Regions from separate parts of the Homo sapiens genome. Here region 1 is linked to region 2. A link is a loop called in an ENCODE intact Hi-C map of the cell type or tissue named here. Cell type or tissue: mammary epithelial cell. All regions are shown on one strand. Links, peaks and the distances in the headings refer to the core of each region. The heading gives the core; the rest is flanking DNA.

Evidence for each region. Hi-C counts contacts between places; a loop is a spot of excess contacts. Peaks named below come from ENCODE experiments on the same cell type or tissue, not always from the same donor. Only the 100,000 strongest peaks of a DNase experiment are listed, where the experiment ranks them.
Region 1: a loop joins it to region 2, with 2.3 times the contacts of the local background. A loop is called at or near these places in 3 of 110 quality-filtered maps.

Annotation. Positions count from the first base shown.
Region 1 is chr4:159,064,865-159,076,991 of GRCh38, reverse strand. It overlaps a transcript of SPMIP2 not described here. Among named protein-coding and RNA genes, the nearest start is that of RAPGEF2, 32 kb to the left of the region's middle. RefSeq lists a silencer at 5,121-5,415. In mammary epithelial cell, for the core only: no CTCF peak of the experiment used is centred there; DNase peaks (open chromatin) are centred at 5,321, 6,051 and 6,911; H3K27ac peaks cover 3,038 bases.
Region 2 is chr4:159,000,548-159,012,674 of GRCh38, reverse strand. The region is part of intron 1 of SPMIP2 (sperm microtubule inner protein 2); the gene reads left to right. It also overlaps the pseudogene PSME2P3. Among named protein-coding and RNA genes, the nearest start is that of SPMIP2, 29 kb to the left of the region's middle. RefSeq lists an enhancer at 5,922-6,454. In mammary epithelial cell, for the core only: no CTCF peak of the experiment used is centred there; DNase peaks (open chromatin) are centred at 1,904 and 6,204; H3K27ac peaks cover 2,698 bases.

The DNA of each region.
Region 1 (12,127 bases), core at 1,522-9,521, 65 kb before region 2:
TGGTGGCAGGTGCCTGTAATCCCAGATATTCGGGAGGCTGAGGCAGGAGAATCGGTCTAACCTAGGAGGTGGAGGCTGCAGTGAGCCGAGACGGCACCATTACACTCCAGCCTGGGCAAGAGCGAGACTCCATCTCAAAAAAAAAAAAAATCTGTTTAGTGCCAGGAATGGTGATGCATGTCTGTAATCCCAGCGACTCTGGAGGCTGAGGTGGGAGAATCCTTTGAGCCCAGGAGTTTGAGGCTGCAGTGAGCTATGATTGTATTACTATACTCCAACCTGGGCAACAGAGCAAGACTCTATCTCTAAAGAAAAAAAGAAAGAAAAGAAGGAAAAAATTGTTTAAGTATGTTTTAAAGTATTTATTACTGTTTATTACCATTAAAAAATGGACATCAGGACTTTACCCCTACTTTTCCTATATTTTAAATTGTGAACATGTATTCAAACTGTAAATGAAAATAACATGCTTTTATTAGGCATTTAAAATAAAATGCTTTTCATAATATGCTGGGTTTTTTCATGATATGCTGGTTGTCCCATTACTATTCTAGTAACAAGACATTACATAGATAGATATTTCAACTAATAGAAATCAAAACAGCAGTTACAAAAATAGAAGTAACCATGAAATTAATTATAGCTTGCTGTATGCTGTATAATAATAACAGAGTAAACTTATCACCCAGAATTAAAACTATAGGTCAAAAGAGCAATCTTTTGGGAGTTGGTAATCTTTAGCCATCAGTGAAAGTGTTAGAATGACACAGACCAAGGTTTGAGGATAAGTTTTAATGCTTATTGGAAGTGTGATCTTGTTTTAATAACCCTCTGAGCTGCAAGTTCTTCACCTGTAAAATCGGGACAATAGTGTCTGACTCACAGTTGTTGGGAGAATTAACATGTGTGAAGCACATAGTACACAGTACCCTATAAATGTCAGCATCATCCTCATCATCACCACCGTCCCCATCATTAGAGAAACTAAAAGCCAACTATTGGTTTAAAGGCCTAGTTAGTGGCAAAATCTTCTTGATTACATGGAAAAAAAATTAGTGCCACCAGCCAGGGTTTTTTTTCTGCTGTAAATGGTGAAGCAAAAGTTTTAGCATTATCCAACGCTCATGGATGTTCATCACTGTAAACTGTGAGCCCTCATTACAAAATACTGAAGAGCTTTCAGAATTTAAAAAAAAAAAAAAGATGAGTCAAATTATGTTCTGCTTGATGCTTGATAGTCATGGCATCACTATTTTAATTGGATCTAAAAATGTGAATGTTGGTGATTTATGCATAGTGGAAGTCCCTGAGTATTGGTCTATGACACATCCTGTCACCAGATATGATTGCTTTGTCCTACACGCTGTTGGCACAGATGAAGTTAAAGTGACCAAGATTATCACACAGGATTCAAATCCAAGTTGGCCCACCTCTAAAAGCTTTCATTATGCCACGCTGTCTCTTTGAATTTTTTCCAGGCCACTCATCTACTAGAAATCTCTCATCATTATAGAAACACAATTACAAAATGATCCAATACAATGCAGTGGTATTTTAAAGTATGGTTAGAAAAAAATGTTAAAGGAAAATAATAACCTTTAGATTTTGTTTACACAATACTTGATGACAAGTTAATCTTTGAATATCACGGATAATATCTCATTGACATATTTATGTATATGACTAAATTGAATATTCGGTTACATGGTTGTTTCTGTCACATGAAATGTACATGTATATGCATGTGTATCTGTCTGTAGGTAAATAAGGCCATGCTGCAAATTTTCTGTTTGACCCTCCAGATCACCACCCATTTCCACTCTCGTCCCTGCACTGGTAGGCTGACCTATAAGGACTACATCAATGGACTCTGTTGTTTGCTTGCTTCTAGGCAGGTTCAACTAATAGAGTACATCAGCAGGAGATGGGAGAGAAGGACAGCAAGAGTTTGAAGTATTTATTCCCCATGTCCCTCCCTAAGGTGGTCACTGTGAGAGGGCAAGGGCTCCATCCTTGACCAGACTTCAGATTGGTAAGGCCCTTGCTCTTACCAGCCCCAAGAAATTGCATCACTGTGGTTTCCCCACATCCCCCTTGCATCCTTGTAAATAGTCTCTTTATTAAGCTCTCTTGAAAATCCCTAATGTGAGTGTCCCATCTTACCTCATGTTATGAGGGTCTCTGGTTGATACAAATTCTTAACATGAATAATATAATGGACTGTATAGTTAATATTTTCATCTGCCTCCCAGATTCAATATCCTCCTTCTTCTGGTCAACCTCCTGCTTCTGTTGAGATTGTAAAACATGTGCTCCATTACACATTGCCCCACTCACTGCAAAAACCACCCCAGGATCATGGTGGGTCACTTATATTCCTACTATCCCTTAGAATAAGGATAACTTCACAAGGTGAAGCTGCACTCTAAGCCAGACTAATAAGAATTCTGTACCCAGAACTTCCCAAATTGGAGGGAAGTGGCTTGTCCTCTTCTTGAATGAATAACTGATAAATGTAACCTTGGGGCTCTCTGTGGCCATACCTCATCTTCTCAAGTAGAGCCTTCTATAGAATGGAACTCAGCAGACAACTAGGAATAAGAGAAAGATGGTGCCAAGGAGAGGGTCCTGAAGTCATTGTGCCCATTTCATTCCCTGAGCTCCTTGTTCCTGCAGCTCTCTTCTACGCCTGCCTTCACTGCTATATGAGCATACAGCATCTATAGTATATGCCCTCTGTGCTTGAACTAGTTGAAGTTTCTGTCACATGCAACTAAAAAAAAGTGCTATTGAAATAATGGTAAAAAGTATAAATTGATATGTTTGTAATATTTGAATCCCAATTGTTTTGAATAATTCAGTGATGCTGGCAAGAAATGCACTAGAAAAGTCTTGACCTGCATTTTCACCAGAGTCAACAGGACCCTTTATCACCAAGAGTCTTCAGAAAGCCTCCACTGGAATTAAGTTTTTCGTTTTTGTTTTTTGAGACAGAGTCTCACTCTGTCACCCAGGCTGGAGTGCAGTGATGTGATCTTGGCTCACTGCAACCTCCACCTCCTGGGTTCAAGGTGGTTCTCCTGCCTTAGCCCCCCGAGTAGCTGGGATTACAGATGCCTGCCATGATGCCCAGCTAATTTTTTTGTATTTTTAGTAGAGATAGTGTTTCACCATTTTGGCCAGGCTGGTCTTGAACTCCCGACCTCAGGTGATCCTCCCGCCCTAGCCTCCCAAAGTGCTGGGATTACAGGCATGAGCCACCATGTCCGGCCAGAATTCAGTTTTTCTTAGGACGTATTTTGGACATATTTCTAGTCCAGATTATTTCCTGAAGGGAAAAATGACTGGATTAGGAGAGGGAGGATGGCAGCAGGGTGGACAGAGAGGAGAGCTTCCATTTCTTCTTATTTTTAAAGTACAAGCATGGTTAGGTATTTTGGTTTTATTATTTGTTGTGGAATTTTACTTATTTATTTTTTTGGTCAAAGAGAGCCTGAATGAAGAGTAGGTAGAATAATAGAAGAAAATGTATTCTTCCAGCCAGGTGCGGTGGCTCACACCTGTAATCCCAGCACTTTGGGAGGCTGAGTTGGGCAGATCGCTTGAGCCCAGGAGTTTGAGAACAGCTTGGGCAACATGGTGAAACCCCATTCCTACAAAATATACAAGTTTTAGCCGGGCATGGTGGCGTGCGCCTGTGGCCCCAGCTTCTTGGGGAGCTGAGGTGGAAGCATCACTTGAGCCTGGGAGGTCGAGGCTGCAGTGAGCCGTGTTTGCGCCACTGCACTCCAGCCTGGGTGACAAAGTGAGACCCTGTCTCCAAAACAAAAACAAAAAGAAAAAGAAAAAGAAAATGTATTCTTCCTAAACCGAACAGCTTCCCTCCATAGGTGTGACATTGTGTGGATTCAAAAAAGCACAAACACAGCACAAAAGACAAATGGGATTACACTCCATTAGAATAATTTGCATATGCATTAACAATACATGTCACCTACTTCTCTGGCTGCAGCATTGTGAGACTAACAAAACCTTTGAAAAGATAGGAAATAGTCCATAAATATTAATAATAGTTTACCTTCCTACAATTAAAAAATAGGAAGCCAGCATAATTCACCATGTTTTGTTATACTTATCAAAGCACATCTTTTCATTAATATTCTAAATCTAGTTTTAGAGCAATTATATTATTACTGGCGAAGTAGTTTCTCTGAAGAATTTGGGACACTGAAAAAAGAATTCATAAGATTAACATAATCCCAGCACTTTGGGAGGCCGAGCCAGGTAGATCACATGAGCCCAGGAGTTTGAGACCAGCCTAGGCAATATGGCGAAACCCCATCTCTACAAAAAACACAAAAATTATATAGGCATGGTGGTGCGTGTCTGTAATCTGAGCTGCTCGGGGAGCTGAGGCAGGAGAATTGCTTAGTCCAGGAGGTTAAGACTGCAGTGAGTCATGTTAGTACCACTACACTCCACACTCCAGCCTGGGTGACAAAGTGAGACCCTATCTCCAAAAAAAAAAAAAAAAAAAAAAGAATTCATAAGATTAACAATGAGCATCATTAAAACACTATAACAGAAAAGATCAAGAAATAAACACAAAGGAGACATTCAAATCCAAGTTGTCCTCAATCTACAAACTTCTATTAATATTTTTCTTTTATTCTTTTTTTGAGACAGGGTCTCACTTTATCACTCAGGCTGGAGTGAGTGGTGCAATCACAGCTCACTGCAGCCTTTACTTCCCAGCCTTAGGTGATCCTCTGACCTCAGATTCCTGAGTGGCTATGACTACAGGCATGCGCCACAACACCTAGCTAATTTCTGTATTTTTTGTATAGCGGGGGCTTTGCCATGTTGCCCAGGCTGGTCTCAAACTCCTTGGGCCCAAGTGATCCACCCACCTTGGCCTACCAAAGTGCTGGGACTACAGGGGTGAGCCACAGATGTCTGGCTCTAACTGCTATTGTTACTTCTAAAACAGGTATTTGTGAATTCATTTGGAACTTAGAAGAAAAAATTCCTATGGAAACAATGCTAAAAATGGTAGTTAGGTTCCTAGCAGGACCTTGCAGGTCTACTAACCCCCAGGCAGCTGAACCAAAGAACTCTAGCTCCCTGTTGTTTTTGTGGGAAAGCAGTCAAATTCCAACCTGCAACCCAGGATTTTGGAATCTCTCTCTCTTTTCTGACATCATCATCCACCACAACTCCACAGCTTGAGAAACTGGAGTAGAATCCTCCAGTCTCTTCTACTGAGCCAACAGGAAAAAAGAATTCTTTCCCTCATGGTGACAAAAGAAAAAAAAGAATTCTCAGGTACAAACATTAGCAGGAAGGAGGCAGTGACTCATCTATCAGGATGTTCAGACTTTAGTTTTCAGGGCTTGGGAAGGGCCCAAGTCCAGATACTTGCTTCATTTTCTTTCATAATGAATTTCTCATTGCTGCCCTGTGTTTGCTTTTGTTTAAAAGAAATCGCTGTGTTGCTTTTTGATCCTGAGAGACAGCAGGTGTTTTGAATTTTTATTATTCTTGTGAGTAAATGGTAGAATCTGTAAATCCAAGGCTCCTCCTGTTCTTCCTCTTGTCCTTTGTCCTCAAGAGGAAGCTCACTCTGGACAACTTTACCTGAGATACCAGAAACCACACACAGGTTCTACCAGCCACCTTTTAGGATTCTCTGAAGGCATCACCTAAATACAATCTCCTGTATATTATTCTAACAACAACTACTGCCAAAAGTTAACTCAGATCCATTTTTTAAATGTCAAGCCTCAAAAGATTTTCCCCTCCCTCCAAAAACATTAGCATGCAAACGAGTTAGCAGCCACTAATAATTTTTTTTGCTCCAAAATTATTAGCTAATTATAACAATTACTGCATTCTTAGCCTATCAGACCATGCTTTGATCATCCAGAGACAAAGATGTTTCTTGGAACCAATCCACAGGGCAACAAACAGAATCTGTTTTGATTGTTCTTTCTGAAAATCATGTTGCCAATAGTGCTCATCATCATTGCTGACCACTGAGGCTTGGCGCAGATCCAGAACGAATGGTTCCAGCATGCTATCAAGCGTCCTTAGAGGATGAGTTCTCGCCTGGCAACTTTCCCTCTAAAACATTCATAAAACCAAATAAGTGCCACATAAACATATATTCTCTGACACAAGTTTTCACTCATATCTTTCAGAATCCTGAAAATTCTGAGTATATGGGTCTGCATACATTTAAGTGATAAAAAGCATGTCTCCATTTCACAGCACTCTTCTCTAATAAGTATTACATTACAGATTGCCATATTGAGGACAATCTAATAAGACTTATGTGTGAAGGAGGTAAGAAATACCTCCAAAGTTAGCAAAATATTCTCCTTATCTACCACTTGGTTGATATTAATAATTTAAGGCTCTTCCAAACCATATGTGTATCTTTACATTTGAAAATGTCTAGGCATCATCTGGCATTAAAACTTAATCACCACTCAGAAAAGTTTAGTTTGTGTAGGTCAAAGCTTAGTGAACTATTAAAGCAACAAAAGCTTACAGTGGAGTTGTAAAGATTATACTAGACAATATGATGGAAACTTAAAAATTCACTTTAAAACGTATTTACATTCAATCACTTGCCAGTGTATATATTACCCTTGAATCAATTAAATACTTGATGACTGTTGATGTTTATTATGGCAAAAGATTTTCTGACTTCACTGTATTCACTAAATGTACTTGTCATTACATTGTGGTTTTAAACAACTCGATGGCACAAAATATTGCAGATTTTTATCTCATGATTTTTTCTCTTACAGTTTTGGCACATTCTGTTTATGGTAGGGAATGGTAATTCAAGTTAGGGGCAGGGTGTAATAAGAACCATCTGTCCTTTTCCCCATCTGAGTCCTTCTGTCATGAGTAATTGTTGTTACAAAAAAAAAAAAAGTGTACCACCTCCTTCTTGTACTTTGCGAGAGGTTACTAGTCATTCCCTTCTTTTACAATAACGTGCTTAAAATATTACATGCTTAGTTCTCTGTGGCACTAAATATGCAATCTCTGCTATTAGGATTCCAAAGCCTTCCAGTAGACTTCGAGAGACAGGTGGAAGCCATTCTTGTTAATGTCAGAGTCTAACAAAATAGAGACAATATTTAAATGGTTAGTCAAGAATGCTCCACTTTGTATTAAATATCCCAGATGTTTGCTTCATTAGGAATAAAAAAGAACTGAAGAAAAAAAAATATGTATCATGTACAAAGGAGTTTCTAAAGGGTATGAGAAAAATGTTAATATTGCATCAAGGTATGTTCATGATTTACAGAAAATAAGTACCAGGCTGGGCAACATAGGGAGACCTCATATCTACAAAAGATTTTTTTTTTTTTAATTAGCCAGGTGTGGTGGCACTTGCCTGTGGTCCCAAATATTTGGGAGGCTGAGGTAGGAGGATTTCTTGAGCCTGGGGAGGTTGAGGCTGCAGTGAGCCATGATCACACCACTGCACTCCAGCCTGGGTGTCGGAGTGAGGCCTTGTCTCTTAAAAAAAAAAGAAAAAAGAAAACAAGTTAAAAACCTAAATTCATACTTCCTAAAGACTTCTAGCATTATTTAATTTCAGAAGCATTTTTAAGAGAAAGTGAAAAGGATCTGAAGTAGGATTTAATTGTTTCTTGTTTGTTTGTTTTTGAGACGGAGTCTCACTCTGTCACCCAGGCTGGAGTGCAGTGGCACGATCTTGGCCCACTGTAACCTTCGCCTCCCAGGTTCAAGAGATTCTACTGCCTCAGCCTCCCGAGTAGCTGAGACTACAGGCACCCACCACCACGCCTGGCTAATTTTTGTATTTTTAGTAGAGATGGGGTTTCACAACATTGGCCAGGCTAGTCTCGAACTCCTGACCTCAGGTGATCCACCCACCTCAGCCTCCCAAAGTGCTGGGATTATAGGTGTGAGCCACGGCACCCAGCCTAATTGTTTCTTAGAAGAAAAGAAATTCTAGGAGGAACCAACATAAGAGGTAATCTAGGAGATGAAAGATGTGCTCAGAGATGTTGCATTATTAGCCCTAAAGAGGTAGCTCCCAAAAGGATCTACTTTACTTCAAGTGGAAGATTCACCAAGTTAGACTACAATTCTAATTATCATTGCTTTGTAAATAATATGTCTTTTTGGTTTCTTCTCCATCCCAATTTACCTTTTCTATTTTCCATTTCTTCCTTTCTCCAAGTTATGGGTAGTTTTGTCAGTTTTGGCTCATTGAGTCTCACTTCTGCTCTTTTTCTTTTTTTTATTTTTTTATTTTTTATTTATTTATTTATTTATTTTTTAATTATACTTTAAGTTTTAGAGTACATGTGCACAACGTGCAGGTTTGTTACATATGTATGCATGTGCCATGTTGGTGTGCTGCACCCATTAACTCGTCATTTAGCATTAGGTATATCTCCAAATGCTATCCCTCCTCCCTCCCCCGACCCCACAACAGTCCCCGGTGTGTGATGTTCCCCTTCCTGTGTCCATGTGTTCTCATTGTTCAATTCCCACCCCTGAGTGAGAACATGGGGTGTTTGGTTTTTTGTCCTTGTGATAGTTTGCTGAGAATGATGGTTTCCAGTTTCATCCGTGACCCCACAAAGGACATGAACTCATCATTTTTTACGGCTGCATAGTATTCCATGGTGTATATGTGCCACATTTTCTGAATCCAGTCTATCGTTGTTGGACATTTAGGTTGATTCCAAGTCTTTGCTATTGTGAATAGTGCCTCAATAAACATATGTGTGCATGTGTCTTTATAGCAGCATGATTTATAATCCTTTGGGTATATACCCAGTAATGGGATGGCTGGGTCAAATGCTATTTCTAGTTCTAGATCCCTGAGGAATCGCCACACTGACTTCCACAATGGTTGAACTAGTTTACAGTCCCACCAACAGTGGAAAAGTGTCCTATTTCTCCACATCCTCTCCAGCAACTGTTGTTTCCTGACTTTTTAATGATCGCCATTCTAACTGGTGTGAGATGATATCTCATTGTGGTTTTGATTTGCATTTCTCTGATGGCCAGTGATGGTGAGCATTTTTTTCATGTGTTTTTTGGCTGCATAAATGTCTTCTTTTGAGAAGTGTCTGTTCATATCCTTTGCCCACTTTTTGATGGGGTTGTTTGTTTTTTTCTTGTACATTTGTTTGAGTTCATTATAGATTCTGGATATTAGCCCTTTGTCAGATGAGTAGGTTGCAAAAATTTTCTCCCATTCTGTAGGTTGCCTGTTCACTCTGATGGTATTTTCTTTTGCTGTGCAGAAGCTCTTTAGTTTAATTAGATCCCATTTGTCAATTTTGGCTTTTGTTGCCATTGCTTTTGGTGTTTTAGACATGAAGTCTTCTTTTTCTAATTTTCTATTGATACTTAATTTCAATTACTTTTGTTTGTCATTTATAGAAGTTCATTTGATTGGCTGGGCATGGTGGCTCACGCCTGTAATCCCAGTACTTTGGGAGGCCAAGGCGGGTGGATCACCTGAGGTGAGGAGTTTGAGACCAGCCTGGCCAAAATGTCAAACCCCCACCTCTACTAAAAATACAAAAATTAGCCGGGCATGGTGGCGTCCCATCTACTTGGGAGGCTGAGGCAGAATCGCTTGAACCCAGGAGGCGGACATTGCACTCCAGCCTGGGTGACAGAGTGAGACTCCATCTCAAAAAAAATCAAAAGTTCTATTTAATTATTCCTTTCAAACCTATATGTTGGTTTTTTTTTAAATAGATTCTCATTCTGTTCTCACACTTTAGAGTCTTTCTATGTTCTTAATCACATTTATGTTTATTTTATAGTTCCTATCCAGTCGTTCTGTTATCTGAATGTCCTGGGGAACCCATTCCTCCCATGTCTGCTGGCTCTCAGGTATGCTGTACTGCTTTCTTGTATGCTTTATATTCAGAAATATGTGAAAGACCAATTTTTATTGGGATCAGTTTTTTGACTTACAGGTTCCTGGCCCATGCAGATAGTGTAAATCAACAAACCACCACCTGCTTTTATAAAAGTTCTATTGATACACAAACATGCCCGTTTGTTTACACATTGCCTACAGCACCTTCCCTCTGCAAAGGCAGCGCTGAATAGCTATAACAGAGCCTACGTGTACAAAGCTGATAATAGTTATTCTCTGGCCCTTTACAGAAAATATTTGCCAACCCCTGGTATAAATTCAAATCCTAAGCCAGGATAAGAGCAGATATAAGGTTACAAATTCCCAAGAGAGACTGTTTTCTTCCACAGAGGGTCCAAACTGACAAGTTTCTTTGTTGACTTCAAGTGTTAATGAGAAGGGTTGAGATATATATTACTCAACCCTTTAATACTATATATATATATATATATATATATATATATAAAATACACACACGTATGTCATCCCATACATATATAGGATATATGTAATACATGTATACATACATACATATATACACACACACATACATACATTCCACACATTCACTAAGGACATAGCTTTTTGAAGGTTCTGAATTCATGCAGAGGTGTTGGTTTTAGCTCTCTGTCTTGCGTGAGCCCAGGACTCAGTCGTATATCCTGAGGGCATTGAAATCCACACCCCTAGATCTAACAAAGCATATTTCCCTGTGGCACCAGCACATCTTCCATAGGATTGCAGCATCCATAACTCCAATACTCACCACTCTTCATTTTTGTCCCCTGCAGATATCACTTACAAGTCAGGTATGCATTAGTTATTTTCCAGCATTCATAGTGTTTTATGGCAAAATGTTTCTCAAGTTATGTAATATGTCATATTTCTGGGAATTGAAATTTGCGTAAAAGGTAAATGGAATCTTGGAGGACTGCAACATTTTGCCCAAACAATTTTAGAATTTTGAATTAGACAATATCTGTGGAATTATAAAAGTGGAAGCTATTTAGGAGGCTTGAGAAAGAAGTGAACAATGAGGGAAGTAAAGACACATACATAGCCACAAATGATTGGCAGCCACATAGCAGAGAGGACTCTGATATCAGACATGTCTCATTCTGAATCCTAGCTATGTGACCCTTGGAAAAGTTATTTAACTTCTCATAACCTTAACTTTCTTATCTATAAAATGGGGATAATAGGTCTGACATATAGCAAAATCTCAATGACTCTTGGAATCAATGTGAGTGTATTACAATGTCTTAAGATTGTTACCCACTCTCCAGATGACTTCTCTCTACTTTGAAGGAAGGAAAGAACTGTATGTATGTGGCATATTTAACAGGCAATGTTTCTAGTTGAATTTAGTCATTGTCATTGTTTCCATGGCAACTACCTTATTCTGAGAAGAGAGACTTAGGAGATCCTCCCACCTCAGCCTCCCAAGTAGATGGGACAACAGATGCATGCCACCACGCCTGGCTAATTTTTGTATTTTTTGTAGAGAGAGGGTTTCGCCATGCTGCCCAGGCTGGTCTCAAACTCCTGACTGCAAGTGATTTGCCAGCCTTGGCCTCCCAAAGTGCTGGGATTACAGGTGTGAGCCAACACACCCAGCCAAGAAAAATAGTTTTTAAAGAACTGCCTAAATGAATAAATATTTCAAAAGTCTCAATTTTATTTAATATGAAAGGCTGATGAAAAGGTACTCTTCCTTATGGTATGAAACTTAGTTTATGGTGAACTTGTCTAGCTATTTAGAACATTTACTTAGAAGATGGAGAATAGATTCTACCCCATCTCTTCCTTCAAAATAGGTGCTGCCATTTGGTCTCTATTCATTGTCAAATACTCAAAAGCAGCTAGAGTTCTAAAAGAAAATCTGCATAGAGAGGAACTAGCAAGACATCTTTGCTCAAGGGTCTTTCAAAATAAAAGTGCAAATGTATGTGAGTAAGTTTATGTGAACAGGTATAATGTGAAATTCTCTAAAAGGTCCCCTGACCAAATGCATCTTCCCCGTCACCATTCTGCCCAGGGAATGTGGAATTCTGTTTGCAAATAACTGCATGCATTACTAATGCAAAGCTATGGAACCAAATAGAAAACTCAATGTTGGGTTACATTAATATGAGTTGAGAGATAATCAATGCTTCCTTTTATTCCCTCAATACACATGTGTATTCTTTC
Region 2 (12,127 bases), core at 1,718-9,717:
ATTTGAGCCCACGAGATTGAGGCTGCAGTGAGTCGTGATGGCACCACTGCACTCCAGTGTGGATGACAGAGTGAGATCCTCTAAAAAAAAAAAATTATTTCAACATACTGTGGTGATAGGTTAGCTAAGGTTATTCATGTTAAAAATGCTGCCACTCCTTCCCTAGCAGTGTTCTCACCATGTCTATTGAAAACACATTTTCTGATCTTTCCTCTCTGGGTGCTGTGAAGGTATCAGATCAGGTATCATCTCAGCCCACATCCTCTGAATTGAATTATGGTATTTTCGATCATGATGTTATTTGTTTTCAACTCCACATTACACGTAATCATGTAGCTCATACATCAAGTTTAGGAATATATTTCTTCACATAGCCCATGATCTCTAAGTGCCAATACTCTGTGCTAAGTAAGATATCTTAAAATTTTGTTTTAATAGAGCTAGGGTCTCACTATGTTGCCCTGGTTGGTCTTGAACTCCTGGGCTCAAGTGATCCTCCTACCTCAGCCTTCCAAGTCATGGAACTACTGTTCTTGGCTTTAAATTTTTTCTTTATAATTATTTTCAATTTTTATAGATTTAAGAAGCCATTTGAGGAATAATTTTTTTTTTTTTTTTTGAGACAGAGTCTTGCTCTGTCACCCAGGCTGGAGTATAATCGTGTGATCTTGGCTCACTGCAACCTCTGCCTTCTGGGTTCAAGTGATTCTCCTGCCTCAGCCTCCTAAGTATTACAGGTGCACACCACCACGCCCAGCTAATTTTTGTATTTTTTTTAGTAGAGACGGGGTTTCACCATGTTGGCCAGGCTGGTCTCAAACTCCTTACCTCAGGTAATCCACCCACCCTGGCCTCCCAAAGTGCTGGGATTACAGGCATGAGCCACCAAGCCTGCTCAGAATAATTTTTTTTTTTTTTTTGGGATGGAGTTTCGATCTTGTTGCCCGGGCTGGAGTGCAATGGTGCAATCTTGGCTCAACACAACCTCCGCCTCCCAGGTTCAAGCGATTCTCCTGCCTCAGCCTCCCCTGTAGCTGGGATAACAGGCATGTGCCACCATGCCCGGCATGTATTTTTGTATTTTCAGTAGAGACAGGGTTTCTCCATGTTAGTCAGGATGGTCTTGAACTCCCGACCTCAGGTGAACCACCCCACCTTGGCCTCCCAAAGTGCTGGGATTACAGGCGTGAGCCACCGCGTCCAGCCAGAATAATTTTTATAAGCATTAATTAACCCAGAGAAAATTACAAAACCCTAAATGTTGTAATAGTTGTTTTCAGTATGGCATCACCACTCTCTAAATACTTCAATTAATCCCAGATCATGATAAAAGCTTTTAATTACTCTATACTATTCTTTAACTACCTCCTTTTGCACACATCAAAGAATGGGGATTTATATTTCAAATATTTAATACCCATTAGGCATTCTATATGTTCCCTAAGAATTATTTAGAATGATTACATTTTCATTTTTCAGGCTACTTCAGTTGAAAGACAGATTGAAGTAAAATTGGCAAGTGAAAGTCAATATTTAACTGGTACTTCACTTGGACATTTTATTCTAGTTTCAAGCTTTGAGGTAAATAATTGAGTGAGGGAGGGGAACAGGAATCAGCTCTGTTTTGTTCAACAGTTTCCTCAGGATTTTATACAAAGAGAGACATCATGTGGTTATGTTTGCTGAACATATAAACCTAGGAAGAAGAGAGAGTAAAATTCGATGACAATTTGGACTGTAAAAGATGTTACTATTTTAGAATTGGGTCTGAAACTCACAAAGTTATAATTTAATAGGACTAAATATGAAGCTTGCACTTAGAGTTTAAAAATCAACAATCCAAGTAGAGGATAGGTAAGACATTATGCAATAGGTTGGTGTGGAGCGTGGAGCTGACTGCAGACTGGAGATGTGCCCGGAGGTTAGCTCAGTTGCCAACAAAGCTGACACAATAACAGGCTGCATTAACAGAGAGCTGTGTTCCAGAAACAAACGCTGCCCCGATTGGGCCACATGGTAGCATTATTTTTGGTTATGCATGCCACATTTTAAGCCAGATGTTAATAAATTGAAGAGCATCAAGAGGCAGAGTGGTGCAGAGCCTGGGAATGTTGTTACATGAACGCCTGAAAGAAGTGGGGAAGCCTAATTTGCAAAAGAGCCTAAAGTGACCCTTTCCTGGGATCTCATGGGCTATTTCAATGAGACGGGGATTCTTTACCAGAATTCAGAATTCAGACTACTGTGTGACTGTTACAGGAAGGCAGATTTTAGTTCAATGTATGGAAGAATAATTAGACCTGTCCAAAAATAGAATGTGCTTTTGTTACTGGAAATATTTTGTCAGTTGGATGAACACGTGCTGTGAAGGGGAGCCCACATAGAGTGCAAGGTCATACCTGCTGACCTCTGAAGGCTGCACCTATCCAAAGCTCCCTTAGAACATCCTGGAAACCATGTATCTCTGCCAATACTGTGTACAGTATAACTGAATTTAGGGCTGTATTTATGTGATTTTCAAACAACCAACCAGCCATACAAAGTAGATTAACAACGTGTCCACTAATACATCAGGGCATATGTTTATTTCAGCACCGGGATTTTGCCCATGGTCTCTGCTGCAGAAGCAACCAGAAATCACAAGGAGTAGTTTTTGTTTTTTGTTTTTGTTTTTGTTTTTTTGTGACAAAGTCTCCTCTGTCATCCAGGCTGGAGCACAATGGCGCAATCAAAACTCACTGCAGCTTCGACCTCCCAACCTCCTGGACTCAAGTGATCCGCCCACCTCAGCCTCCCAAGTAGCTGGGACTATAGGCGTACACCACTGTGTCGGGCTAATTTTTGTAATTTTGCATTTTTTTTTATTAACAGAGATAAGGTTTTGCCATATTGTCCAGGCTAGTCTCAAACCCCTGGGCCCAAGGGATCTGCCCACCATGGCCTCCCTAAGTGCTAGGATTACAGGCATGAGTCACTAAGCCAAGCCAGTAGAACTCTTAACTAACCCTTATGAGAGCCTCTCAATAGCAACGGAAACATGGGGACATTTGAAGATAAGATTACCTTTCCATGCAAAAGAGCAGCAGCTTGGTGTCCTTTGTTGATTCTAGGAATATATAAATTGCAATTTCAGAGTCCATAATTAGATGCTTTGAAGAATGAGAATGCCAACATTGCTAGTCTTGGTACATTAATTAATAAATGTTAGAAGTTACTTGGCACTTCTTCCCCTTCAGAAACAACAGCAAGAGCATAGGGCAGGGGTCCTCAAACATGATGCATCAGAATCACTTGGAGGGATTGTTAAGACAGATTGCTAAGCCTCATTTTCATGGTTTCTGTTTTAGGAGATATAAGGTGGGCCCTGAGATTTTGCATTTTTAATAAGTTCCCCAATGATGCTTATGCTGTCGGTCAGGGGATCACATTTGCAGAACCATTGGTATAATGAATGAATGAACACTGTATGAGAAGCCATGCTATAATCATGCAAAGTATTTATTTGAGTGGTGTTTGGGAGCCTGTTTGTACCTTCTTGAGAGAACCAATTATTAGCATCTCTTTCCAACTTTGCATTCAGTGACATCACACAATAGTTTGACATTGACCATGTTGGAAATGTTTATACCACAGAAACTGGTAAATGCTAAAACCATAGCTTTTTCTCTTGAGAGCCCAATAAACCACTGCTATAGACTCAAAGCAGAATGAAAATATTGGATGATCGAATGTCTAATACAATGTTTCTCAAATTCACTTCATTCATGGTTTTACTTAATGCTGCTTGAGTCCTGGCTACATAACCACAGCAATATTTTTTCAATTATAATGTGTTAAAAGGGCTTAACAGGAATGGAATTCATGAAATGAAGTGTATTCTTGGATTTAAAAGACAATGCAATATTGTTTTATTTACTAATTATTTAAGAATAGTCAACATCTGATCCACTTTATAAATGTGTATTAAAATTATAACATGAAAATGAACATAGTGATCATTAAATATATGTACAATACTAGTTCATCATCATCTAACATTTACCAGCTGCTTAAAATGGGCGCTGTCATAATTCTTTACATGAATTATCTCAATTTTTTTTTCTTTTGAGACAGAGTCTTATTCTGTTGCCCAGGCTGGAGTGCAGTGGCACGATCTTGGTTCACTGCAACCTCCGCCTCCCGGGTTCAAGTGATTCTCCTGCCTTAGCCTCCTGAGTTGCTGGGATTATAGGCGTGTGCCACCACACCTAATTTTTGCATTTTTAGTAGAGATGGGGTTTCACCATGTTGGTCAGGCTGGTCTCGAACCCCTGACCTCAGGTGATCCACCCGCCTTGGCCTCCTAAAGTGCTGGGATTACAGGCATGAGCCACCATGCCCGACCGAATTATCTCAATTCTTACAAAACTCTGTGATGTAGATATGTTATCCTCCACCTTACAGATAAAATCTGAAGTCACAATAACAGGTATATGAAACTGAGGTATCAATATGTATATGAAAGAGGCTGGCATGTATCAGATGATCTCATAGGTAATGTCCTAGAAACCTCACATGTAGCATTTCTTTTTAAAAATTTTGTACTGTATCTACTTATTTATTTTAGAGAGAGTTCTCAGTATGTTGCCCAGGCTGGACTTGAGCTCCTAGGCTCAAGAAATCCTCCCACCCCAGCCTCCCAAGTAGCTGGGACTACAGGCGCATGCCACTGTGCCAGGTGAAATATACCATTTCTTAAAGACATTTTACTGATAACTACATTGTTATTATGTAATTACCATATTCTTTTTTTTCCCACACACAACATATAGGTCATTTATTTTCCTTCTAGTCCTGGATTCAGTGCATAGATGGCTTCTCTTCACCCTTCGGGTTGACAATTTTCTCCAGGTTGCTGCTGCTGATATGTTAAACCTCAGCGTAGAAGGCCCCGAAGTCCAGCACCATGGCCCTGAGCTCCCCATAGGCTGCCTCATCTCGCTGGTGCACCAAGACCCAGTAGTCCATTACATGAGTCTCCTTGGAGGCCTTGGCCACAGCATCCCGACGTTCTGAGAAGTACTTGGAAATGGTTGTCTGGAAAGCTTCCACTTTGCTTTTGACGGCATTCACCCTCTCCAGCACCTTCTCCTGGATTGCTACCCCAAAATCATCCATCTTCAATCTTGAGGATCAGGTGCTGGATCCCTGTGATCACTAGAATGCATTTCTCTTTGAGACTACAGACTCCTGGCTTAACCAGGGCAAGCAGGAACAGGACCTTCTCATTCCTAGGGAGAAATCCACTCTTAGGGACTTCTTTCATCTCCTGCTTATCTGTTTCCATCTCATCATCCTTGGGTGGAGGGCCTGGGATGAGATGTCCAGTGGGGCCCGGAGGGAAGTCAGGTCAGCCACATTGAGGCAGTACCTTGCAAGAGCTGATTCAAGTATATGATTTTCTGTGGCAAGAATCTGTAGAGGAATTCCTCAGCCTCCTGGAAAAGATTCTGCCTGAAGATCTCCACCTGTTTACAGGCCTCCCGTCTCAGGCGCACCCCACACGGCTTGGCCATATGCTGCTTCAGTTGCTAGATCTCTGGCCTCCTAATTACCGTATGCTTCAATATATTTTAAATACATTTTAGAAGAAAATACTGCCGGCATCAAAACTTTCACAGGACAATATTAGAACAACACTGGCATTCTAGGGAAAACAATGTTAAACATTGGCTTAATGGCCATAAACTGTAATAACTTGACCAATCCTAACCCTTCTCTTTTGAGCTTTGCCTCTCAAAGGGAGGACCCTCAGCCCTCGTTTGTGGTGGGTGAACATTATCAATGCTTGCCACTTTGACTCCCTGATTTCTATGCTTCCCTGAGGTTGTCCTACCTGTGTTTGACATGTTTTAAATTTACATATTATTAGTAAGTTATTGGCAATCTATGATTGCTCTGACTTTAAAACCTCTGTCTTTAAGTTTCTTTTGTATCTCTTTGATACAACCAAGATGCATCCTGGGGATTACTATCTGTCACCACTTAGTATCATCTTCAATTCAGCTTCTTCATGTTCAGCATTTTGCTCAAAGCCGTAATATGACCAAAAATGAGTATTAGGTTGAATGAAAACCTTGGAAACTTGGCTGTCAGCATGTACAACATATCCTGTAGGGAGTGTAATCTCACTTTAAAAGGGATCCAACTGTGAGCAATTAGCTATAGAAAGCTGGGGGGCAGGTTTCAGGGATGAGTAACAAGATGAACTTTGCATTGCATTGGCAGGGTGTGGTACATTTTCCCACAGGTTAAAGCCACTAGCTTTTCATCTCGCGTAAACATGGTTGCTTAAGATGGTTTCACTTTGGACTTCTGAATGACCCTTCTATACTGCTTCTGTCTGACTCTTCAGCCAGTTATGTACACTAAAAACCTCTCCCTCTCTAACAAATATTGCAACAAGTTTTCCAAATCTTAATGAGCCACAGTTATAATTATCCACCAGCTTTAAGTATTGTAGAATTTCACAAGTTTGTAAACTTCAGACCAACACTGTTCAACGGAAACATAATTCGAGCCACATACATAATTGAACATTTTCTGGCAGCCACATTAAAAAATTAAAAGAGGGTCAGGCGCGGTGGCTCACGCCTGTAACCCCAGCCTTTGGGAGGCCAAGGCAGGTGGATCACTTGAAGTGAGAAGTTCAAGACCAGCCTGGCCAACATGGCGAAACTCTGTCTCTACTAAAAATACAAAGATTAGCTGGGCGTGGTGGCACACACCCATAGACCCAGCTACTCAGGAGGCTAAGGCAAGAGAATCACTCGAACCTGGGAAATGGAGGTTACAGTGAGCCGAGATTGCACCACTGCCCTCCAGCCTGGGCAACAGAGTGAAACTCCCTCTTAAAAAAAAATTAAAACAGGTACAAATAACTTTAATAATATACTTTGTTTAATCCAATAAATCCAAAGTTATTTCAATATGAAATCAATATTGAAAGTTATTAACAAAATGTTTACATTTTTTCTTTTGTACTAAGTATGTGAACTCTGGGTGTGTACTTTTGACTTATAGCACTTCTCAGTTTGGGCTAGCCACAATAACACATGTGGCTAGTGGCTGCTCCATCGGAAAGTACAGCTGGAGACTTGTTAGAACTCAGATTAATGTTATCTGGGAGCATCCATATATCCAAACACCCTAGTTGATGGTTTTTTGTTGTTGTTATTATTGTTTTGTTTTGAGATGGAGTTTCGCTCTTGCTGCCCAGGCTGCGGTGCAATGGCGTGATCTCGGCTCACTGCAACTTCTGCCTCCCAGGTTTAAGCAATTATCCTGCCCCAGCCTACTGAGTAGCTGGGATTACAGACACTCACCACCATGCCCGGCTAATTTTTGTATTTTTAGTAGAGATGGGGTTTCACCATGTTGGCCAGGCTGGTTGATTTTTTTTTTTTTTTTTTTTGAGGCGGAGTCTCACTCTGTCACCCAGGCTGGAGTGCAATGGCGCGATCTCGGCTCACTGCAACCTGGGTTCAAGGGATTCTTCTGCCTCAGCCTCTTGAGCAGCTGGGATTACAGGCTTGCGCTACCATGCCCAGCTAATTTTTGTATTTTTAGTAGAGATGGGGTTTCACCATGTTGGTCAGGCTGATGTCGAACTCCTGACCTCATGATCCGCTTGCCTCGACCTCCCAAAGTGCTGGGATTACAGGTGTGAGCCACCGTGTCTGGCCGATGGTTTTTTAAAACTAAGTTTCTGGAAGAAGGTATTAATTAAACAGCCTGGGCAACAAGAGCAAAACTCCATCTCAAACAAACAAACAAAACCACTCTTGACCTGGTAGCTTTAATACCAGGTCATATAACTAATAGGATGAATAATAATGAATTAATTATGGTAAAAAAAACAGCTTGACACTTACTGTGTATTAATCAAAGTGAGTAAATGTATTGAAATTGTGACCCAGTGCAAAAATAGAACAACCATGTTAGGTGCCAGAATTCCCATTATTATTTATAATCAGGTAAAGTCTACCCAGGCTAGGAATCTAGGAACTCATAGAATGGCTCTTGATTATTTTAACATTTAACAAAAAACTAATGAATACATCATGTCTGTAATCCCAGCACTTTGGGAGGTCAAGGCAGGCAGATTACCTGAAGTCAAGAGTTCGAGACAAGCCTGGCCAACATGGCAAAACCCCGTCTCTACTAAAAATACAAAAATTAGTAGGGCGTGGTGTCATGGGCCTGTAATCACAGCTACTCAGGAGGCTGACACAGGAGAATTGCTTGAACCTGGGAGGTGGAGGTTGCAGTGAGCTGAGATCGCACCACTGCACTCCAGCCTGGGCAAAAGAGTGAGAATCCATCTCAAAAAAAAAAAAAAAAAAAGAGCACAGAGTAGCTTCAGACAATCTCTAATTCCTCTTCAAAATGGACTCAGCTTGGCCTGGGCAACATGGCAAAACCCTGTCTCTACCAAAAATACAACAAAAAATTAGCCAGGTGTGTTGGCACACACCTGTGGTCCCAGCTACTTGGGAGGCAGAGGTGGAAGGATCACTTGAACCCGGGAGGTAGAGGTTGCAGTAATCCAGGATTGCGCCACTGTGCTCCAGCCTGGGTAACAGTGAGACCCCAACTCAAAAAATAAAACAAAACAACAACAAAAAAAACCCAAAATGGACTCAGCTGGTGATGACTCGTCAAAAGTCTGTGAATCAGTCTAAGTTCCTTTTCTGTGTCCAACATTTTCTTATCTGGTCGAGGTTAGAATGTTCTTGTCCCTATCAGCATTCACAGAGCATTCTTATTTTTGCCTTTTAAGTCCTGGGGAATGGTAGTTTGAGCTACCATTCTGACCCTGTTAGCTGAATGGTTAGCATTTCTAGTAGCTGTGTTCTCTTTAAAGAGGAGTATTTTTCTGTCTACCTTGATAATGGGAAGGAGGTTTAAAGCTCTCTTTTGTGGAAGAAAAAATGTCTTTCTTTTTTAGAGTGAAATGAAATCTGATCTCTTTCATCTCTTTGGCACCATGACACTTCCTGTGTAAAATCATTCTCACAAGGGTAGTTGAGGTCATTGAATTTAATTATCTGAGGCGCCGTACTGTACAGCCTACAATAGCATTAGCATAGTAGAAGATACAGACATGAGGGAAGGTGATGGAAATAACAGAAGTGGTTAGAAGGTACATAGTATGGTGATAATAGCTATCATCAGGCATCTATTATGTGTCCGGTATAGGACTAGACATGCCTCACATATGCTACATACAATACCTTACTTAATTCTTACAACAAATATATGAGGTTGTTAGATGTGGTTTTATTTTTCAGATAAAGAAACTGAGCCTGAGAGATGGTATTTTGAAGAAGGTTATGAGCCTATTATGAAATAGGGTTCAGCTGGAGTATGGCCCATTCTCTTTTCTACACATCATGCTGTCTCCCAATAAAGCAAAACAAATGAAAAAGGAAATGATGTGCTGTAAACCAATTGCGAACCACAAGAAACACTGAATGAAAGGTCACAGGGCGAATTACACAGAGAGTGGTATAAACTTGGCAGGGAGATATAAAATGTTTTATCATTTCCCTGTATAGCAGAGAGGGGAGGAAAAAATGAAAGGAATAGCAAAAACAATGCTTTCCTGAGGTGATCATAAATGTGCTTTCATAGAAAATGACGTTTTAGAGGAACAGTGGAAATTGAAGAAGCAGGAAGGACTGAATATATGGAAGTGATAGACAAGAATGATTAGGAGACCAGAGAGAGAGAAAAAAGTAATTCAGGTAGCCATCATAGCACTGCCTTTCAAACTTTTCTGACTGCAGTCCACAGTAAGAAATACATTTCACATAGGGACCCAGTTAACAACACTGCGTGTGTGTGTGTGTGTGTGTGTGTGTGTGCAGTGATATGTATCATTAAAACAAAGATGCAAAAGCAATTTAGTGAAAAGTGATAGTCTTTTACAAATGGTGCCAAAATAACTGGATATCCATATACAAAAACAATTGAACTTCATATCTCTTCTTATATACAAAAATGGACTTGAAATGGGTCATGGACCTATATGTATAAACCTAAAACTATAAAACTTCTAAAAGAAAACATAGGAGAAAAACTTTGTGATCTTAGATTAGACAAAGATTATTTAGGCTGGGCACAGTAGCTCATGCTTGAGGCCAGGAGTTGAGACCAACCTGGGCAACATAATGAGATCCCATCTCTACAAAAAATAATTTTTTTAACAAAATAATTTTTAGGTGTAACACCTATGGTATGATCCATTAAAGAATAAATTAATAAAGTAAACTTTATCAAAATTAAAAACTTCTGCTCTTCACAAGACACTTTAAAAAATGAAACTACAAGCACAGATTAGAAGAAAATATTTGCAAGGTACATATCTGATAAAGGACTTGTATTCAGAGCATATAAAATACTCTTGGTCTAATATCCAGCATCCATAAGGAACAGAAACAAATTTACAGGAAAATAACAAACAACCCCATTAAAAAGTGGGCAAGTGATAAGGATACTTTTCTAAAGAAGACATACATGTGGCCAAGAAGCATATGAAAAAAAAAGCTCAATATCACTGATCATTAGAGAAATGCAAATCAAAACCACAAAAACACCAGTCAGGATGGCTATTATTAAAAAGTCAAAAAATAACAGATGCTGGCGAGGATGCAGAGCAAAGGGAACACTTGTTGGAGTGTAAATTAGTTCAACCATTGTGGAAAGCAGGGTGGCGCTTCCTCAAAGAGCTAAAAACAGAACTGCCATTTAATGCAGCAATCCCATTACTGGGTATAAAACCAGTGGAATGTAAATTAGTGTATCATAAAGACACGTGCACACAAATGTTCATTGCAGCACTACTCACAATAGCAAAGACATTGAATCAAACTAAATGCCCATTAATGATAGATTGAATAAAGAAAACATGGTACATATACGACATGGAATACTATGCAGCCATAAGAAAGAGTGAGATCCTGTCTTTTGTGGGAACATGGATAGAACTGGAGGCCATTAGCCTTAGCAAACTAATGCAGGAATAGAAAACCAAATACTGCATGTTCTCACTTATAAGTGGGAGCTAAATGATGAGAACTCACAGACACAAAGAAGAGAACAATAGCCTACTTGAGGGTAGAGGATGGGAGGAGGGAGAGGAGCAGAAAAAGTAACTATTGGGTACTAGGCTTAGTACCTGGGTGACAATCTGTACAACAAACCCCCATGACATGAGTTTACCTATATAACAAACTTGCACATGTACCCCCAAACCTAAAATAAAAGTTTTTTAAAAAGCTCAACTCTCTCAATAAGAAGACGAGGCAATTAAGAAATGGGCAAAAGATTTGAACACTTTACTAAAGAAAATATATGGATAGCAAATAAGCAAAAGGTCCTCTACATGATTAGTCATTAGAGATTGCAAATTAAAACTGCAATGAGGTATCACTACATACCTATTAGAATGCACCAATTAAGAAGACCAAGTGTTGGCAAAGATGTGGAGAAAATAGAACTCTCATATACTGCTAGTGGGAATGCAAAAATGACACAACTACTGTTGAAGCAATTTGGAAGTTCCTTTACAAATTAATACATCTACCATATGATCCAGCCATTCCACTTCTAGTTATTTACCCAAGATAAATGAAAACAAATGTCCATAAAAAGATTAATACACAAATGTTCATAGCAGCTTTATACAGCCCCAAATTGAAAAGAACCCCAAAGTCCATCAATAGGTAAATGTTACATATCTGTACAATAGAATATTACTCAGCAATAAAAAGGAATAAACTATTGCTACATGTTACAATTTGGATGATCTCAAAATAATTATGCTTAGTGTAGGGAGCCAGACAAGCCAGGCACCGGTGGCTCACACCTGTAATCCCAGCACTTTGGGTTGGGTGGATCACTTGAGGTCAGGAGTTTGAGACCAGCTTGGCCAATATGGTGAGGCCCCATCTCTACTAAAAATACAAAAACTAGCCGGGCGTGGTGGCGTGTGCCTGTAATCTCAGATACTAGGGAGGCTGAGGCAGGAGAATACTTGAATCCAGGAGGCAGAGGTTGCAGTGAGCGGAGATTGCACCAGTGC